2 separate regions of the Homo sapiens genome follow, and region 2 is linked to region 1. The links are chromatin contacts, found by Hi-C in ENCODE. All regions are on one chromosome and are shown on one strand. Each heading gives the region's core, a stretch centred on a gene start or an enhancer-like site at or near the end of the contact. The rest is flanking DNA. Distances are from core to core; before and after follow the strand shown.

Region 1 (2,967 bases), core at 297-2,796:
CAAAGCTTTTCCTATTACGCCATCTTGCCAGATCCCCGCAACCATCCCATATGAATTTTAAAGTAGTTTTCTTCTAATTCCGTGAAGAATGTCATTGGTAGTTTAATAGCAACATCACTGAATCTATAAATTTCCCTGGTCAGTTTGGCCATTTTGAAAATATTGCTTCTTCCTGTTCACGAGCATGGAATGTTTTTCCATTTGTGTCATCTCTGATTTCTTTGGGCAGTGTTTTGTAGTTCTCATAGTGGAGATTGTTCTCCTCCCTAGTTAGCTGTATTCCTAGGTATTTTATTCTTTTTGTGGCAATTGTGAATGGGATTGTGTTTCTGATTTGGCTCTGTGCTTGAAGGTAGTTGGTGTACAGAAACACTCCTGGTTTTTGTACATTAATTTTGTATCTTGAAGCTTTCCTGAAGTTGTTTATAAGATCAAGGAGCTTTTGGGCAGAGATTCTGGGATTTTCTAGGTATAGAATCACATGGTTTCCAAACAGATTGTTTGACTTGTGTGAAAAACATAGTGGAGTAGAAGCAAACACGTGTCAGCAATGGAATAGAAAAATAAAAGTGCCCATGAATAAATTTAATTTGAATGTGAAGAACTAATATGAAGCAAATAACACAGTCATTGTGTGGGATATGTTAAAAGACTTGAGGAATTGAGGAGTGGCTTTTTTTTGATAGAGAGATTCTAAAATAGGAAGATGGCTATTGTCCCAGAGTTAACATGTAATATAAAAATAATAACTAGTATCTCAACAGGAATATTTTAGCACCTGATCAAATGATTCTGAAGTTCATCTGAAAGACCAACGTGTCAGAATTGATAGAAAAGGAGAAATCAATGAGGGAGGGCAAGCATTATTTCACATTTCAAATATAATTTAAGCTACAGCAATTAAAATAGTGTAGTAGTGGTACAGGTATAAACAACTCAATGGAAGAAAATTAAAAGAAGAGAGTTACATACAAAATTGAGTGGGGATGTAGGTGATGATAAAAGAGCCATTTCAAAACAGTGGGTGCAACAGGGATTCAACAAATAATGTTGAGTTCCTACCACTTTAATTTTGTCCAGATGGATCAAAGATTTTGAACGTACAATAATGCAACCAAAAACTATGAATGTCTTATATTGGAATGGGTTAGACAATTGCAAGCATGACAGCAAACTCGTGAAGGAGGCAAGAAAATGATTTATGGAAGCGTATATAAAACAGATATTAAAATATTTAAGATTTATTTCTATGATGGTGAAGTTTTCTGAAACACATTATTAGAGTAACCTGGGGCTCATATTCTCCAAAGCCACTGGAAGTGAAAGAAAGGGTGGGCGGGGGAAAAAGAAAAGTGCTTTGCAAGTTCATTTTCGTTGTCAGGAGCGCTGGTGGTTTAGGTTCTCCACAGACGCAGGAAAACATCAGTCACGAGGCGAATGTCCCAGTCAGTGTGCATGCTGCACAGACCTGTTGCTGCACTTGTCTGTTGTTACGCATGTCTGTTGCTACACGTGTCTGTTGTTGCGCATGCGCCTTGCTGCCCGCCTTCTGTCCACACACAGCTCTGCAAGGAGAGTGTCTTCATTCTTTCCGCCATCTTGATTCTTTGTCACTGACCGAGACTCAGCCGGTAGGTCCGCAGAGCGGTCTTCCTGGGAATTTAGTTGTGGGTGAATGTGTGGAGGAGCCAGCTGGCTTTGGACAGGTCCTGCGGCACAGTCCGTGGCTTCCGAGGGAAAAGGGCCTCGCGGTCGTCGTCCGGCCCCTCCCAGGTCGGGATGCCACCGTGGGACTTGTCGTCGTGGCTGGGCTGGGACGAGGGACGAGGGAGGAAGGTGGGCCACAGAGGGGAGGGATCGCGTGAAGATGGGGCGAGTGCTGGGGGTGCTGTTAGAGGTGTCTGAGTCTCGAAAACTCCTGGAACCCTCTGAGAGAGGACAGTTTCCAGACTCCTCGGTAGGGACGCGGGAAGAGACCATGTGGTCAGTAAGGAAGGGGCCTGGGAACTGGGAACGCTGTGGGCCGGTGACTGTGGCCCCGAGGTCTGTAGAGTGCCTGGCAGAGGTGTCCCGTGAGGAGCATAACGTTCACTCTGTTTCACAATTTCTCACCTCCGCCATGGACGCCATGGAAGGAATGGGCGAGGCTGTGCTTTCCAACAAGACTTGATTTTGAGAGAGGTGTGGGGGTGAAATGGGCCTAGCAAATCAGAGTGGGACAAAAGCAGTAGTCATTTCAGTTTCAATTCTCTGCCCTTTTTTCCCCCAAATGTCTTCATGATGGAGAGTCTAATTGTGAAACCAAAACGCAGAAATGTCCTCTGTCTTTTGCTATGGCGTTAAGGGGATTTCTATGCCTCTTCGACTATGATACAAACAAATCTGTCCTTAGTTTGATTGGAAAGCGTGGGTACTTATCAATGCTCTGTGAATTACGTTGAAAATATTTTCAAAATTAAAAAAATACAAATCACCATTTTGCCATGGAATGTTCATATATATAGCTAAGTTCTTATACACTTTTTCCAAATAACAGTATTCTATTTTCAGTGGGAAATATGAGTGAGCATGTGAGAACAAGATCCCAATCCTCAGAAAGAGGAAATGACCAAGAGTCTTCCCAGCCAGTTGGATCTGTGATTGTGAGTCCTTTAACATTTGATGTTTCCTATTAACACAATTTATTTTAAGAAATATTTTTGAGCTAGTGTACACGCACTGATACAGGTGTTCCATGCTGATAAAAAATGATGATGGCATCTCATGAAGGAAACGTTGGTTCAGGAATATTATATTCTGGTGTTACCTGTATGGATATGGATATTTCTCTCTCTCTCTCTCTCTATATATATATATGTGTGTGTGTGTGTATATGTATATATGTATATATGTATGTATGTATGTATATATGTATGTGTATATATGTATGTATATACGTATGTATGTATATATACATATATGTATATA
Region 2 (2,967 bases), core at 1-2,500, 66 kb before region 1:
AGCTTTCCAGCTAGTGCGTCCCACAGCTGCCACAGTGGGTTACAGGGTTGAAAGAAACGGTCCTCAGCCCTCAGAGTTGCCAGGCAGGGCCTGGGACCACACAAGTTTCAGGGACGATTGCCTCCTTAGCAAGTAGTATCATTAGTACCCCTAAGTGTGCCATGGAAATGTTTCCTGTATACTGTGACCTGGAAAGTGGGAGCATTGCTTTGAACACAGTGCTTGCTCTAGCCAAGCCTCTTCTCACCTTTGAAAATGGGACTGGTAGACCAGGCACAGTGGTGCACGCCTGTAATCCCAGCACTTTGGGAGGCTGAGATGGGTGGATCACCTGAGGTCAGGAGTTCGCAACCAGCCTAACATGGTGAGACCCCGTCTCTACTAAATACAAAAAAATTAACTGGGCGTGGTGGCGCGTGCCTGTAATCCAAGCTACTTAGGAGGCTGAGACAGGAGAATAGCTTGTACCTGGGAGGCGGAGGTTGCAGTGGGCTGAGATCATGCATTGCACTCCAGCCTGGGCAACAAGAGTGAAATTCAGTCTCCAAAAAAAAAAAAAGAAAAGAAAAAGAATGGGACTGGTAAATCCTGTTCTGTGGGATGCCGTGGGAGGGAGAGAGGATAATGGATTGAGGAAGACATCCATATCCCCTTATGGAAAATACCTCTTTGGTTTTGGGGAACCACTCCTTTCTAGGGAATTTGGTTAGGGCTGACTCATTTCCTGGCTTCAGGGGCTACCCTGGGCCCAGATTTCCAGGGCCCGGATTACCAGTGAAGCGTCAATCCCTGGATTTTTATTGAAACCATTGGAGAAGAGCCATCTCAAATAAATCTGCCAAGTATCCTAGCTCTTTGCAACTCACTGTGTAGTTTTTGGGCATTTCCTTCCTCTTTCTCATTCTGTTTCCCTGTTGGTAAAATGGAATGGTGACCAACAAGTGACCTATGGTTACCTCATAGATCTGCCACTTGTCTGAGGGAGTCAGAATGCACTTGTCTGTTCCCTGTCCAATAAAAGGCTTCACATGCTGTGGTTTGTGCTTTATTTTTAGGCTCAATTCAGCTAGAGGCACACAACAAAGCAGAAGACAGGAGTAGGCCTGGACCCAAGTGAAGCGCAGGTGGGGTGTGAATCCTAGGCAGCTGGCTTCTCAGGCATAGGTGGTGACATACTGGGGCCCCATGTTCCCGAAGTAGGAACGTTCCCACTCACTCATGAGCTCAAAGTGTACAGGACGGCGACAGAAATTGCAGGCAGCCACAGACACATCCTGGAGGGGCAGCCCCACCGCAGTCCAAGCCAGCAGCAGCTTCTCTGAAGGTGGTAGGGGGAGGGGAGGGAAAAAATGGGTTAGACTAGATCTTCCAAATCTGTCACAGTACAGATGAGCCAAGATATTGATCCCCCTCAACCCTTCAAGATACCTCAGGGCCAGAAGTAGCCTACTGTTTGCTTCTGTGTGTGCCGTGAATATTACCATTTGTATCTGGATGCTGGGATATATATTATAAAAGATTTGGAAGCTCTCCTTTGACACAATTTGAAGCCATACTGTCCTGGCCTGGACCACTCCCTAAGTATAGGATGTGCTGTGGCCCAAGAATGACTGTCTGCTTGGGAACTCTAAGCCCTATGAGGACAATGATAATGACAGTAACTATACTGTGTCATTGGTGCTATGACCAGGAAACCTGGGGTAGGGGGTCCACCTGGGGGTGTGAAAACCCAGAGAAGGGAACCTGACCTAGCTGGAGGAAGTACCCCAGGTACGTTCCAGGGCTCTGTTCTTGGCCTTTTCTGTGTTCATGCCCTTGTTGATCTTGTCTAGTCACATGACTTTAAAGACCATCTATATGCTGATGGTTCAGAAATTTTAATCTCCAGCTCACGCCACTCTACTGGTTTCCAATCTTGTATATCCAATGGCTTTTCTCCATCTCCACCTAGATGTCTAATATGCATTTCTAACTTAGGAGTACAACTGAGCTACTCATGTCCCTACCCTCCACCAAGCTATTCTACTTTTAGCTTTTCCCATCTCAGTGGATGGCAATTCCAGTTGCTCAGTCCAAAAATTTCAGAGCTATCCTTTATTTTTCTCTTTCTCTCTTACCCTATATCCCATCTATCAGCAAAGACCCTTGGCTCTACCTTCAAAATCTGACCACTTCTTATTGCCTTCATTATGATCAAGTCTGAGCCACCATCATCTCTCACCTGGGATATTACTGTAGCCCACTCTTGGGTCTCCCTGCTTCCACCCTTGCTCCCTTTTAGTGTATTCTCTACATAGAAGTTGGAGCAATTTTGTTAAAACCCGAGTCAGAAATATCAGTCCTGTGTTCAAATCCTTTCAAGGGCTCTCAGAGTAAAAGCCAAACTCCTTCTAATGGCCTACCATACCCTATACAATCTGGTCCCACATTGCCTCTATGTACTCAATTTTTCTGTCTCCCACTTGCTTATACCATTCCACCCACACCCATCTTCTTACTGTTCCTCAAATATAAAAGGAATACTCCTGTGTCTTCCCTGCCTTAGGATGTTCCCTCTGCCTGCGATGCCATTCCCTTAGATATCTGCCTCACTAACTTCACCTCCTTCAAATTTTTGCTCAAGTTTCACCTCAGCGTCTTCTACCCTTGCCACTCTAATACTACAACCCTTCTCTGAACTCGCCCCTGGCCCCTTATCCCATTCTCCTTATCCTGCTTTATTTTTTCCCATAGCACTTAGAACTAATGTGCTACTTAATTTGCTTATTTTTGGTAATTTTTTTTACTACCCCTTCCACTAGAATGTAAGCTCCAGAGGGTAGGAATTTTGTGTCTGATTTGTTTGCTACTGCATCCCCAGTGCCTAGAACAGTATCTAGTACACAGTTGGTACTCAATAAATATTTGTTGAAAGAATGCCTAAGTTAAGTCTACAAGATGAAGGAAAGTAAGCCAGAGGAAAGTGTG

The links. Hi-C counts contacts between places; a loop is a spot of excess contacts on that map.
Region 2: a map of mucosa of descending colon shows a loop between it and region 1 (7-fold over the local background). The contact joins the enhancer-like site here to the promoter of PAGE2B in region 1. A Hi-C loop is called at or near these places in 2 of 168 maps with a recorded cell type or tissue (heart left ventricle and mucosa of descending colon).

Annotation. Positions count from the first base shown.
Region 1 is chrX:55,073,484-55,076,450 of GRCh38, forward strand. PAGE2B (PAGE family member 2B) reads left to right here and starts at 1,547. Exons shown (of 5, transcript NM_001015038.3): 1 at 1,547-1,631; 2 at 2,551-2,642. The coding sequence starts at 2,559.
Region 2 is chrX:55,008,026-55,010,992 of GRCh38, forward strand. APEX2 (apurinic/apyrimidinic endodeoxyribonuclease 2) reads left to right here. Exons shown (of 6, transcript NM_014481.4): 6 at 1-1,032. ALAS2 (5'-aminolevulinate synthase 2) reads right to left here. Exons shown (of 11, transcript NM_000032.5): 11 at 1,030-1,318. The coding sequence ends at 1,155. Among named protein-coding and RNA genes, the nearest start is that of APEX2, 9.1 kb to the left of the region's middle. RefSeq lists an enhancer at 1-45. Within about 2 kb of position 1,251, at least 7 of the 41 ENCODE cell types and tissues checked have a DNase peak (open chromatin) inside an H3K27ac peak, as active enhancers do.